Linked DNA regions of Mus musculus: all the other regions are linked to region 2. Evidence: chromatin contacts called from ENCODE Hi-C or POLR2A ChIA-PET data. All regions are on one chromosome and are shown on one strand. The core of a region is the stretch at or near the end of the contact, and the rest is flanking DNA. Distances in the headings are between cores, read along the strand shown.

Region 1 (4,279 bases), core at 113-2,612, 270 kb before region 2:
CTTGACCATAAAATTATTTTGTTGCTATAACTATAATTTTGCTACTTCTTTTTTTTTTTTTTTTTTTTTTTTGAGACAGGGTTTCTCTGTGTAGCCCTGGCTGTCCTGGAACTCACTTTGTAGACCAGGCTGGCCTCGAACTCAGAAATCTGCCTGCCTCTGCCTCCCGAGGGCTGGGATTAAAGGCCACGCCCGGCCTATAATTTTGCTACTCTTATGAATCATAATGTAAATAGCTGTTATGTAGGATATCTATTATGCAACCCCTATGAAAGGGTCGTTCAAGGCCCATAGCTGTCACGACCCACAGGTTGAGAACTGCTGCTCAAGGAGCAGGTCTGAATGAATTTCTGAACCTTCCCGTGTCTTAGCAGCACCCCTTCAGAGTCAGACTAGAGGTGAGTCTTGGAGACCAAGCTAGGCAGTTTAAATACTATATGTCCAGGGAAAGCCTGCATTTCTGGTGGTTCTGGAAAATTGAAGGTTCTGAAGTGTGATTGACTTTAGCCTGCTGGTGCCTTGAGGCTCAAAAGGGTCACATCATCACCGCTCCCGGTTAAGCCTCTGCCCCTAATGCTACTCATTTCCCAGTGCATCCTGAACTTGGTCCAACTGTGCCGTTCTTGACCCCTTTTCATTTCGTCTTTCCTATCCACCTTAATACGGAAGACTGAGCCAAACCAAGGCGGCTTGGGTGAGGTACCGGGCACGTGCCGGACTCAGACCTTGTCTGGCCACCAATGGGACAGCAGGTGCTCTGTCAGCTTTTGCTACTGTCTGTAGCACACTGACTAAAGCCAAGCCACACAGTGGGGGCAGGTGTGACTGGAAGCAGTCCCAAAGCCCCAACGCAGACCACAGTGGGATGCAGCTGTCTGATGCCACAGCAGTAAGGTGTCTCTCCACCCCAACCACCAAGGCCTAGCCAGCGTGGCCGCCAGTGCCACAGTTAGGGACTCTGACAGCCCCCAGAGGGCGCTGCGCCATCACGGCTTGGGGAACAAAGCGAAAGTTGCTCCAACCACGAGGGGCGCAGTTGCGCGTGGGTACTAAGTGGGTCAGGTCTTTGGGAGTCTTCTTGTATTGCCCCCACCCCGGGTCCCAGGCCCCGGAGCCCCAGGGAGAAGCGCCCCACGGGCACAGTGCGAGTAACTGCGCTGGGCTGAAGGAGGGTTTGGGGGGCGCGCGGGTCGAGGTCTCCGGGTCACCGGCACCAGCCAGGCTAGTAGGGCCGGCGCTCGAGCAGACTGCGCTGGGCAGCGAGGGGGTGCCTGGGCGCGCCTGGCCGTCGGGGGAAGCGCGGAGGCGGGCACTCCAGGGAGGGCGGGGGCCGAGCTTATAAAGGCCCGCAGGCGGGAGCAGGGAGAGAGCCGCCGCGTCGCCGTCCGGCCCAGCTCGGCCTCCACGAGCCGCCGTGAGTTCCGAGCCGGGCGGGCTGACAACCCAGCGTGCGCGGGATCCGGCCGTCGGGAACCAGAGGGCGCGGCCGGGCCGGCCGGCGACCCGAGATCGAGGCCGGCGGGAGGTCACAGCAGCCGCGCGCCGCACGTGCGGAGACCCGCCCAGAGTGCCATGGCGCGCGGTTCCTCCGGCCCTCGCACCTCCCTTTAGCCACGGCGGCGCGACCCCGGGCGGTCCCCCGGCCGCGGGGCATGGAGCCGCACGTGCTGGGCGCCGGGCTCTACTGGCTGTTGCTGCCCTGCACGCTCCTGGCGGGTGAGTGGAGGGCGCGGGCGGGAAGGCTGCGTCCGCGTCCCCCTGCGCCGCGCCGCCCCGGCGGGCGAGCATAGGCGAGGAGATTCCGCGGGACTCGCGGCCCAGGGCGCTCGCATTCCAGAGGCGTGAGCGCGCTGGCGGCCTCGGCGGGCCCGGCCCGGGCACCGAGTGGAAAGCACGGCAGGCAACGGCGAGGCGCGGGTCCGCGAGAGCCCCAGATAGCGCTGGGCGTCTCCACGCGGGCTGGGAGGAGAGGCCCGGGCAAGGGGCTGTTAGTGTCTGAGCTGTGAGGGGAGCGCGACTTTCTATTCTCTTTCGTAGTTAAGAAAAAAGAAAGAAAGAAAGAAAAAAATCAAACTTGCATCATGACTTCCTGACCAATCTGGGAGAAGGTGGCGTTCTGCCTGGAGCTTTTCAAGTCAGAAATTTCCTACCAGAACTAATGTTCCAGCCCTAGGCGCAGTTCTTAGTCTCAGTTCCGAGGTTGTCTGTCCAATGCTAAGCTCCTGTCTTCCTTGTGCCCTACTTGGTTACCTTCCAGAGGGACTGGGGCACAGGGCGCCCCAGGAGGCTCTGCCTGATGTCAGAACTGGAGATCCCCTACCTTGGCATACGTCCCTTTCTTGCAAAGAGCTTCTCTCTTTTGGTGTCATAGGTGCTGGGCTCCATTGCCGCCCTCCCAGCCTCACCCAGGGCACCTTGCCCAGCTGCTCACCCCCTTACACCTCCTGAAGCAGTCAGCACCCCTCCACATGTGACCTTCCTCGGGGTCTGATTAAATTAGCCCACAGAGAGTCAGTGTACCCACTGTGAAAGTTGGTCTGCCTCGTGGAAGTCCATCTGTTGGAGGTGGGGGGGTTGTGCGTGATTCCCTCCATCTCTCCACGGACACTGCTTGTGCACCCTGTTTCAGGAACAGGCTCCGGGGGGTGTCAGGCAACCCGGGCAATGACTTCCACACAGGCCAAGTTTTGATTTGTAGGACCAAAATGTGGTGAGACCGGGGTGGGGGGGTGGGGGGGATTTTTCAAGGCAGGAATCAATGAAAACCATTGAGCTCTGAAAGGAGGGGCCAGCGGATACTGTCCTCAGCTCAGCCCGGACTTAGGAGAGCCAAGGTCTAGGGCCCACATTTGTGGCTTCTTTTCCTCGCTGGCCTGTAGACGGTCAGACTGTAAATATAAGCAGAATGGGTGGATGAGAATGTAGAAGACGGGTACCCTTCTTAAAGATTCAACAAGAGCTGCTTCTCAGGCTCCTTCACTGACTGTCAACACTTGGGAACAAGGAGGGCAGGGCAGGGAAGAGGTGGTCCTGTTGTGTGCAGAGAAAGGCTTCTCCATCTTCATGGAAGAGGTCCTCTTTCACAGACAAGGGCCGTGCTTAAACAAAACCGGCAGACTTTTCTCTGACAGGCCAGATGGTGAATGCTTTCACATCATGAAATACTCTGATATTTTTTTCCAGCAGTTAAAAAAAAATGCAAAATCATTTCTTAGCTCGTGGACAGCAGTGCTACTAGCTAGAATTTATCCTTACCCTCCAAGGATCAGTCTGGGCTCTGAGGTCCCCTGGCTTTTCAGCTGTAGTATGTGGGTGTCAGAGGAAGCTTCCAGACTGAGTCTGGTTAGGATGTGAAGGAGGCTTTGCCAGCTTTGGGGGTTCCCACCCAGCCTGTGTGTTAGTCACCTGGGGAGCTTTCAAAAGAATATTGATGACTAATGCTCCTGTCTTTCCTTAGGCTCAAACTGTCCCCCCAATAAAATTCATTCATGAGAACATATCTAGGCACAGGCCACACCTACCCTGACACTGAGCCTGGGTGTGGGCTTGGCCACCAACAGTCTTCTTTATGCCTGGGGAGGTGGGCAAGGGATACAGAGCCAGCTAAGAGCTCTGTGTGGTGACGTAGGGGATGCTGGCATCCTGTTCATTTCTATGGGGTGTAGTCATCACTGCGGGACCTCTTGCTGGAGGTGGAACGTTCACTCCATCTCTTGTGAGGGCTCCCTCACCCTCCACCCTCTGAACAGTTTGAGTCCTATGTTTTGGAAACAAGGTCTTCACAGGTTAGTCATCTTAAATGCTGGGTGCTGTCTCAGGCCTTCCTGAAGGTTTGAATCATCCTGGGGTGCTTAGCCTCTTTGCCACTCCCCTAATCTGGAAAGTCAGGCAAGGTGATGCCCTAGTCCCATGGGAATAGTGACCAACCCAGGCAGACTTAACCCGGTGACCTGGAGACCTAGGGATCTGGATTCAGGAGGGATGTTTTGTGCTTGAGAGAGAAAGGACCAGGTCTCCTGATTCTTGGCCTCACAGAGGAACCAGGAACTTAAAATCCAAGCAAGAGCCAGGTAGTGAGAAAGCTCCCTCCCTCCCGGTGAAGACCTGTGTGTGGTAATGCAACGTGGTCTCTGTTTTCTTCCTTCGTTCGCCATAGCATGGGAGGCACATCCGTGACAGAGTGGCACCTGGGCTCGACGGCTTGTCACCGAGAAGTATCACTGTTTACAGTGGGGACGTGTCTCCCTTCTCAGAATGTTTTCTCGGTCACCATTAGCTG
Region 2 (4,557 bases), core at 703-3,202:
GCTTATCAGCGCTGGCGATCCGTTCCCAACCTGAGATCTCCCTGCCCTAGCTATCTGCATTTCTCATCAAACTGAAACACACACACACACACACACACACACACACACACACACACACACACGCACACGCTCACGCTCACGCACACACACATACACGCGAGAACAGAACCCAGCAGAGGCGCACAGGCGAGGAGGGGAAAAAGAAACCAGAGAACCAGCACAGATCGGGACCTGTGGGTGGCTTTAATTCTTCAGCTGACATGATAGAAGGAGACTTTCGGAAAACAGGTCCAGCACGCATTTGGGGAGTCGGGTTACCAGAACCCAGATTCCTCCCCGTCCCCCCCCACTTCAGTAGGGGGTACTCTCACAAGCTAAAATGCACACTTGGTCCTGGTGGCAGTGTGATGTGGACAGAGGAGGTAGCTCAGGCGTCTGGAGCTGGAAAGCCGGATGCCCAGCCCCCCTCCCGTCACCTCCTGGGCAGCCCAGATGACCTGTCGCTCTCGCCAAAGGGAAGCTCCGGGGAGGAAGCCCCGCGCCCTGCCGGGAGAGGCGCGAAGTTATTATTGGTGTGGCGTGGGGAGGAGCTCTTCCTGTGTGCTTACTCGCTCCTAGAGCAGCCAAGAGGCCCCGCAACCTGGTAGCCCCAAGAGCCCAGGAGGGTCTTACTGTAGGGGGGCACGGATGATGTAGGATTATAGGGTCTGCCTTGCTCGGGAAAGTGCCCACGGGAGAACCTGCGAGAAACTTCACTCGGGAACAACGTTTGAGTGCCTGAGGTCCCTGGATGGTTCAGGATAACCCCTCGGATGGAGGTGGAGAGAGCGGTGCCCATGGGCATCCATTCGTGTAGCGTTGTTAGGGGCAGTTGGTGGGTCGGATCTCCACATGTCCCCCAGCAGGCAGAGGTCGGATCGAAAACTCCAGAGCCGGAGCGGATAAAGGGGGTTTGGTCAGCCAGTGCCAAATGCCTAGGTTGGAGCAGCCTCCACTACCTATTCCGCTGCCTTGTCGCTCTGCAGCCAAAGCGCTGCGGTGGGCGCCGGCCGGTCCCCGCAGTCCCAAGTCCCCCTTACTCCCAGGTCTTTCTCCTTCTGCCTCTAGATACAAAGCCTGGGAGAGTCAAGCACGCCAGATAAGATCACAATTTCAGCCCGTCCCGACAGAGCGATCTTATCAGGATGGGACTTGCAGAATGGAATATTTTAAACTTTATCTGAGCCCAGATCGGGGCCGCCCTATCGCCGCACCATCTCGGATGCGGGGGAGGTGCAGGCTGCGAGGTGGCCCGGCTCTGCTGGAGCCGCGCCCCCAGACACTCTCCTTCCGGCTCTCGGGACCCGCCACCCTCTCTGGGGCCCGGACCCCCTGGGTGCCCATGCTGAGACGCGGGGGCCCTGCCCGCCGGCAGAGATTAGATTACGGCGCGCTTGGCACTCGGCGCGGGGGGCGCGGCGCGGGGTGAAGGTCGCGGGCGCAGCGGGGTTGGGCGGCCGCGCAGGGGCGGCGCGGGGCGGCGGGGCGCCAGCGGGGGTCTGGCGGGCACCACGGGCAAAGTTTGACTCACGCTTGATCTGCCGGGGATTGCTCTGTTTCCTCCTGGACATGTCTCCGGCGCCGCGCGCCCTCGCGGCGGCCGCCTCTAGCCCCTGGCGGGCGGCGGCGGGCGGCAGGGGCGCGGCGGGGTAGCGGGGCGGCTCATGCCCCCGGCCCGCGGGCTCCACGGCTGCCTCGGCCCGCGCCCCCAGCCCGCCGCGCCGCGCGTGGGCCGCCGGCGCCGCCGCGGAGGCCCGAGGCCACGGCCCTGCGCTCGGGCGCGCGGACTGCCCGGCGGGCGGCGGGCTGGTGGCGGCTTCTCTGCTCCGGCGCAGACGCCGCCGCCGCCGCCGCTCAGCTTTTCTCAATGGAACCTGCGAGCCGCGAGCGGCGAACCGGCGGCCGCCGCCAGGGCGCTCCCCGCAGGCTGGCCAGGCGGGCGGGGCCTTCGCGTAGCTGGCGGCGGGCCCCGCCTCTCGCCACGCCCCGGACCGTCCTCCGCGGTAGCGCCTTCCCACCCGTGCTGACCCCGCCCTCAGGCCGTCCTTCCCACTGGCCCCGCCCCAAACTAGCGCTCGTCTTTTCTCTGCTTGCACCGACTTCCGCGTACTCACCCAGCCTGGGCCGGGCCTTCTGTCCTCGCGCTGGCTCCACCCCTCATCTGTGCTCCTCGCGCTGACCCCGCCCTTCAGCCGATTCTTCCCACATTGGTCCCGCCCTTCGGCCGTCCCTCCTCGCGTTGACCCCGCCCCTCAGCCGTCCTCCTCACATTGACCCCCGCTCCTCAGCCGTCCTCCTTTCGTCGACCCTGTCCCTCAGCAACCTTATTACCCTGATCCCGCCTATCAGTTGTCCTCCCCACGTTGTCCCTGCCCCTGCCCCGCCCTCACAGTGACCCTGCTCCTCAGCTACACTCTCTTGTTGACTCCCTTTGCTCGTCCTCCTCACAAGAGCACAGCCTCAGCTGTCCTCAAACTGATCCCGCCCCTTTACTAGTCCTTCCCACGGGCTCCGCCCCTGTATTCCTTGCCACCCTGCTGGCCACGCCCACAACCCGCCCTTCCAGGTGCTGGCTCCGCCCACGTCTCCTCCTTCTTTGCCTTCGCCACGCCTCCGTAGGCCCGCCTTCTCCCTGGCCCCGCCTCTGCTCCGTAGTCCTTCGCACAGGCCTGGTCCTTCCCCGCCCCCAACACAGGCCTTGCCCACGTCTGTCCAATCCTCAGCTTTGTCCTCACCTCCTCCGGGCTGGCCCCTGGGCTGGCCCCAGGTCGCGCCGGCCTTGTCCCGAATTCCCACCCTCGTTTCTAGATAGACCTCTAGCCTTCTTAGTTAGTTGTAGTTTCCTGAGGTTATGTCCGCAGGCCTATTTAGGACTTGGAGACCTGTTCTGCCCCTTGGAGACCTGTGCAGCAGCCCCGCGGCACAGGCCCCTAGCTTGTCTGGCCCTGCCCCTCCGCTCTGGAGCTCCGCCCCCATGGCTTAAGTTGTGCTGCCCCTTGAAGCTGTGCCTTTCAGGGAGCCAGCAGTGGGGTCTGGATGCCCGAGGCCTGGACACTAAATTTTTGCTGGACTTTGAAAGTTGACAGAGACTCTGATCCAGAAGGAAGCTTCAGTATGAGATTTGCAGCTTCCGATGACTGTGGGTAGCCTCAAGTGGTTCAGTCTTATGCCTAATTGGAGGGGAGGGGAGGGAACCTCAGGTTTTTCCTTCTTGAACTCAGACCTGCCCGGAAATCCGGGAGGAGCCAGAGGTCAGCTGGCCTTGTTTAACCGCAGCCGATGCCACAGTGAACATCTGCCAAGGAGGTGTTCCCCCATTCCCCCAGCTTCCTCTGCTGTCACAGCCTAAGGAGGCAGGTTTCCAGTGCCCACGCAGTGTGCTCCAGACCCAGGTCAAGAATGTGCCTCTTGTTCTGTGAGGATATTGAAACTTGAGACATGCACAAGATCAACGCAGCTTCGGATGGGGTCATGTCCTCATCCAAAGCAAACCAAATGGGCACCGTTGATGTCTACTGCCTCTCTTCATAGCACACAGAGAATCAGAAAGGTCTCCACAGAGAAGACACATGGTCCCCCACCTACCTGGTAGGCAGTCTTCGGTTGGTACAACTGTCACCATCCATGTCCCCTTGGAAGTTTGCCAGATGCCAGGTACCAGGCGTTCTGGGTATGAGACCTATTTCTTTACAGCTTCTGATACTGAGGTCCTTGCAAAGAAGAGAGAGGTGGTCGCCTCTTCCCTGACACCCTGTACACTCAGTGAAGGGCACTGTGCAGGACTGGCTAGTGGGACTGAATGCTGCCCCCTCTGTTGGTCATACAGGAACACCAAGGCCCAGATCCAAGATTTGTACAAGGCTGTCTGGCTTTCTAGCTCTTCTCAGAGGAGCCATCCTTCTATAGCTGGGGTCCCCACATTGGCTGGGTCTTCTCAGTCTAGTAGCCCCAAGATGCTTACGAACTGGACAAGGCATAATTTGTCTATTTCCATCTTCTTAAGGGAAGAGCACTTTACAAGGAGATGAGGCTTAGGGTCTGGGAGTCCTGGGAGGTGACTAGAGGCTGGCATATGGTGAGAGGCTGGGTACTCGGTAAGTAACACTCAGGCTGGAAGTGCTGGATAAGAGCAGCGTTGAGTGGACATCTGAGAGTCATGAGAGAAAACTGTGGCTTTTGATTAGTAATGTCTTCCTGGGATGCAGGAAGGTGAGATGGGGCCATTCTTTGCCCGACTTGATTTACTTGTATGATGCTATGTATACATAGCCCAGGCTGGGACAGAAGGACATACTTAGCTAGCAACCTAGAGCCTGCCGGCCAGGACAAGCTGCATCATTTGCAGGGCCCAAGCAAAATGAAAATATGGGACGCCTGTTTTAAAATGAAGAATCCCAGACAGCCTCCCATCTGGGGACATGTGTCCTCCCAGATTCTGTGCCTAGCAGAAGGTCCTGCCACGGTCTGGGCTCGCAGCTTCCTGATGGCCTTCCTTTCTCTATCTTCCACCGAGCTCCC
Region 3 (4,251 bases), core at 1,206-3,705, 370 kb after region 2:
GGCTCCGATGACCCGCCCCGCCCCTTTCTTCTATGAAGGACTGTACAAGGTACGCATTCTCGTTTCAAGATGGAGATAGGAAGACAGGCTCCCCAACATCCAATCAGTCCAACACCATTTTAAATAAATTACTGACCAGTTGAAGAGCTAACCACTAGGAACACACACCGGGAGCCCCAAGTCAGGAAATTTAAGATGAAACTGCTCCTCCATCCACCAGTAGATGGCGCCCCTGGAAAACATTTCAGTCTTAGCTGTTTGAAGAGGTGTTGGGGGGGGGGGGGGCACCAAACAGAGATAATACACACCAACGGTTGCTTTGCAGGAAAAAGTTTAAGGTCTTATCTAACGCTGTGATAAGCAGCAGCAGAATCACGAGCCAGGGGTCTCGGGGACATTCACTGGGTATTGTCACCAGAGCAGCTTCTGCCCAGGGCTCAGGTCCCCCTCTTGATCTCTTGTTCATTCTCTCTCTGAACTCCAGACCCAGAAGAGCCATTTGAACCTGCTGTGTTCCTCCACGACCACCGTCCTTGGCCTCTGGTAGTGGCTTTGACTTAACTATGGTTGTGATTTTATACCTCCTTGGACTATTGCTATCTCTGGTTCAAATCAAAGCTTTCCCACGGCTGCGATGCAGAACCCAGATTCCACTGGGAACAAGGACAGATTCCAAAAGAAGCAAGGGTTAGTTAGCCACCCACAGGTGAGAGGTAAGCAGGCTGCTTGCCTGGAGGTAGGAGGCCGTGAGGCTGCGCATACTGGGCAGGCAAGTTACACAACTGCAGAACTGGCTTCCTCGTTTACTATGAAGTGTTTCTAAGAGTTGCCACGTGTCCTATTAAGTTAGACGATGTACCTTGGAATCTTAGCGATGTCTCAGTGGGTTGGTGGTATGCTTTTAGCCCTCTGAAAGGACTATGTCAAGAATGAGAAGCAAGTTTCTCAATCTTCCCAAAGCCATCAGTTTAGGCAGTCTGTACTGTGGCATGGTTAATGTTGGTGTGACCTTTTAGCTCCATGGCTTCCCACTGCTCAGGCTACAGAGATACCAGCTTGTCATTGCTTGTGAATGGCTGACATACTGGGGGTTGGGGGAGGTAGCTCCAGTGACCCTTGGAGTCTTTGGCTGAACACCTCCCCGACATGGGCTTCCAAGGGGCAGCTCTGGCATTCTTGGCTGCAGCAGTAGATCCAAAGATGGGGAGAAGTTTGAATTTCTTCATTGGTCATGCCTCAGCAGTGGGGAAGGCTTGGCAGACTGGACAGTTTAGCAGAGCATACAGGGCTCTGTATCCTTACAAGTCTGAAGGTTCTTAAATTAAGCCCCCCCCCCCACCTTCCCTTCTGCTTGTCTGTGAGTTTTCCTGGGGACTCCTTTGGACAGAAAATGGAACAGCTGGTGAAAAGGAGGGGGTCTTGGGGCTCCTGGACTTATCTTGACCAATGAAATTTTCCAAGCGTACCATCAGCTCAAATTACACAGCCCATACCACGAGGGCTTGAACCCACTTCCTTGAGCTCACCGGTGGGCGTCACGAAGATGCCAGAGCTGATAATGGTGCCCACGATGATGGCACCAGGCCTGGGATGCTGAACCTTCCAGATGTGTGACCACATTATCTCAAAAACCCTCTTACCTAAGATTTCCTAAGAATGACAACCTAAAGCCCTTTCACCCTACAGTAGATTGGGTTGGTTCCCTTCTAAAACTTGCTTCTCCAGATTGGGTGTACCACTAATCGAGCTTTTGTCAAGACCCTCCTTGGGACCAGATGGATATCTAAGTCCAGGAGTAAGCTGGCTACCATTCTGGTCTATTCTTCCGTTTCCTCCAGAGCTGACGGATCATTTCGCCCTCAGACTCGTTTCCTCTGGACCAAGTTGGACTATAGGGGTGCCTCACCCCACAACCCACCCCCACTTATCCTAGATAAGATATTTATCCTTCATCTCCCAGACGCACAGGATATGCACACTGGAGGAAGCGGAGATAAACACCCGCGAGGCAGGGCCAGGATTCCGGGCAGGTGTTGGGACTATACACTGAGCCACCCCCCTTCCGGTGCTTTCTCCCTTGACAAGTCCTCTGCGCCGCCTGGGGCGGGAGAAGAAGCACGCCCTTACCAATCGGCCCTGACATCCTGCACAGGACTTGTGAGGAGGTGTGAGTCGACTCTCCACCCGCGTACAACATTCGGATCTTGTGAAACACGCCGCGATAAACCCATCAGTAGTCACGCCGCGTTAAACACATCAGTAGTCCTCAGTTTCAGGATCTTAACGCTCCACGTGCTCTAACAGACTTGGGGGCGGGGGCCCGCGAAGGAGGCGGGGTCGCGCGGGCTGAGGGGGCGGGGGCCTTTGCGAGCTGAACCAACAGCAGCGGCGATGGGCGGAGCCTGGAGGGCGGGTAACGGTAGAGATAAAAGGCCGCGCGGGCGGGGCGGACGCAGACGCACTTCTCAGTACGCGGAGAGCGGCTCGGCCGCGCGCACGCCGGGTATCCAGGCCGAGCCGGGAACGCCGAGAGCATGGCGGTCGCGGGCGCCAAGAGGCGCGCGGTTGCGACCCCGGCGGCGGCGGCGGCGGAGGAGGAGCGGCAGGCGCGGGAGAAGATGTTGGAGGCGCGGCGCGGGGACGGCGCGGACCCCGAGGGCGAAGGCGTGACCCTGCAGCGCAATATCACGCTGCTCAACGGTGTGGCCATCATCGTGGGCACCATCATCGGCTCTGGCATCTTCGTGACGCCCACCGGCGTGCTCAAGGAAGCGGGGTCGCCCGGACTGTCGCTCGTGGTGTGGGCTGTGTGCGGCGTCTTCTCCATCGTGGGCGCACTCTGCTACGCGGAGCTGGGCACCACCATCTCCAAGTCAGGCGGCGACTACGCCTACATGCTGGAGGTCTACGGCTCGTTGCCCGCCTTCCTCAAGCTCTGGATCGAGCTGCTCATCATTCGGCCCTCCTCGCAGTACATCGTGGCGCTGGTCTTCGCCACCTACTTGCTCAAGCCGGTCTTCCCCACTTGTCCGGTGCCCGAGGAAGCTGCCAAGCTCGTGGCCTGCCTCTGCGTGCGTAAGTAGGGGTCCGGGCTGGGGTGGGGCCGGGCTGGGGCGGGGCCGGGTGGGCGCGAGCCAAGGTTCCTGCGTTTACAGCTCGGCAACACCCATCCCAGTATCCCTCCATCTGTCCATCCCTGAACCATCTCGGCAGTTCCAGGCTAAAGTCACAGGCCCCAGAACCCACGTGCGTTTCTTTAATCCATTCATAGTGTCTATGCTTTCGGGACAGCCCTCGCGAGACCTCAGTGGGTCGCGGCTCTGACCCCGCGGCAGGCATCCCGCTTCCCGACCTGAATTCTAAGTACGAGAGATCTACTCTGTCCCGGGTGAGAGCAATACACTCCCTGCCTTCAGCAAAGCACCACGTGGAGTGGCAGATATGCCAGTTTCCTGTTTCAGCTTCAGTTGCTGACTGGTTGCTAAGAGGGAAATTGCAGTTTAAAAAAAAAAATCACTTATGTTCTTAAAACCGGCCTATCAGGAATCAGTGAACTGGCTGACTCATAAGAAAACAGTAGTAATAAATTTGTGTGTGGTAGTGATGGCTGCTTGCTCGTTTAAGATGAGTAGCGGAATCGTGTAAAGCCTGCCTGTCAGTAAAGGACTAAAAGAAACTCGGCTGCAGACAGACGACAGTCTGTGTGGGTGGGCTTGAGGGGTCCCAAGATGTGCCAGGTAACAGCTGTTGAGTGTAGCCTTTATGGGACGCATAGGTCAAGACGGATTGATTTCTGCTTTCAAAAACAGTTGTGTGATTTTTCAGGACTGGGGGAAAATGATCGTTTGAAGCAAATGCCACATGATTTGGTGGTGGAGAGCAACCTGGAAATAAATCATGCTACTTTCAAAATTACAGATGAGTTCAGGCAGCTAAGACCGATGTATCTGTTTGTTTTGAGAGCTGTGTTGATAGTGCACACAGAGAGGGTGATGGGGAGGTGGGCTAGACTTGGTTGTGAGCCATGGAAGTCCGGGGCTGCTGTTAGCACTGGGGCCACTGCTCGATGCCAGTGCCTGTTTTGGCTTTGGCCCTGAGACTGTCTCCTGTTATCAGACCCAGCCGGGTGTGCCCTTCAATTCTGAGACCACCCACTCTGCTCTGTAGTGCCAGTTGGATGATGACCAGTAAGGTCTTCTGTGTGCTTGGTTCATGTGTAAACCGTCATAGCTAGAGTTGGTCTTCAAAAGC

Evidence for each region. A loop is a pair of places that touch in the nucleus more often than their neighbours do. ChIA-PET counts read pairs that join two places held with the same protein, here RNA polymerase II (POLR2A).
Region 1: a loop to region 2 is called in a map of v-Abl transformed pro-B cells, with 3 times the contacts of the local background. The contact joins the promoter of Piezo1 here to the promoter of Zfpm1 in region 2. A Hi-C loop is called at or near these places in 2 of 37 maps with a recorded cell type or tissue (T-helper 1 cell and v-Abl transformed pro-B cells). POLR2A ChIA-PET finds 5 or more read pairs at or near these places in 1 of 5 experiments (embryonic stem cell).
Region 3: POLR2A ChIA-PET joins it to region 2 with 11 read pairs in embryonic stem cell. The contact joins the promoter of Slc7a5 here to the promoter of Zfpm1 in region 2. POLR2A ChIA-PET finds 5 or more read pairs at or near these places in 2 of 5 experiments (Patski and embryonic stem cell).

What each region holds. Positions count from the first base shown.
Region 1 is chr8:122,548,412-122,552,690 of GRCm38, reverse strand. It overlaps Piezo1 (piezo-type mechanosensitive ion channel component 1), which reads left to right and starts at 1,362. Exons shown (of 51, transcript NM_001357349.1): 1 at 1,362-1,716. The coding sequence starts at 1,653.
Region 2 is chr8:122,279,536-122,284,092 of GRCm38, reverse strand. It overlaps Zfpm1 (zinc finger protein, multitype 1), which reads right to left and starts at 1,952. Exons shown (of 10, transcript NM_009569.4): 1 at 1,571-1,952. The coding sequence starts at 1,610. The region is part of intron 1 of Gm39269 (a long non-coding RNA gene); the gene reads left to right. RefSeq lists an enhancer at 1,095-1,338.
Region 3 is chr8:121,905,890-121,910,140 of GRCm38, reverse strand. It overlaps Slc7a5 (solute carrier family 7 (cationic amino acid transporter, y+ system), member 5), which reads left to right and starts at 2,455. Exons shown (of 10, transcript NM_011404.3): 1 at 2,455-3,075. The coding sequence starts at 2,535. It overlaps BC048644 (cDNA sequence BC048644), which reads right to left and starts at 2,308. Exons shown (of 2, transcript NR_167716.1): 1 at 2,128-2,308.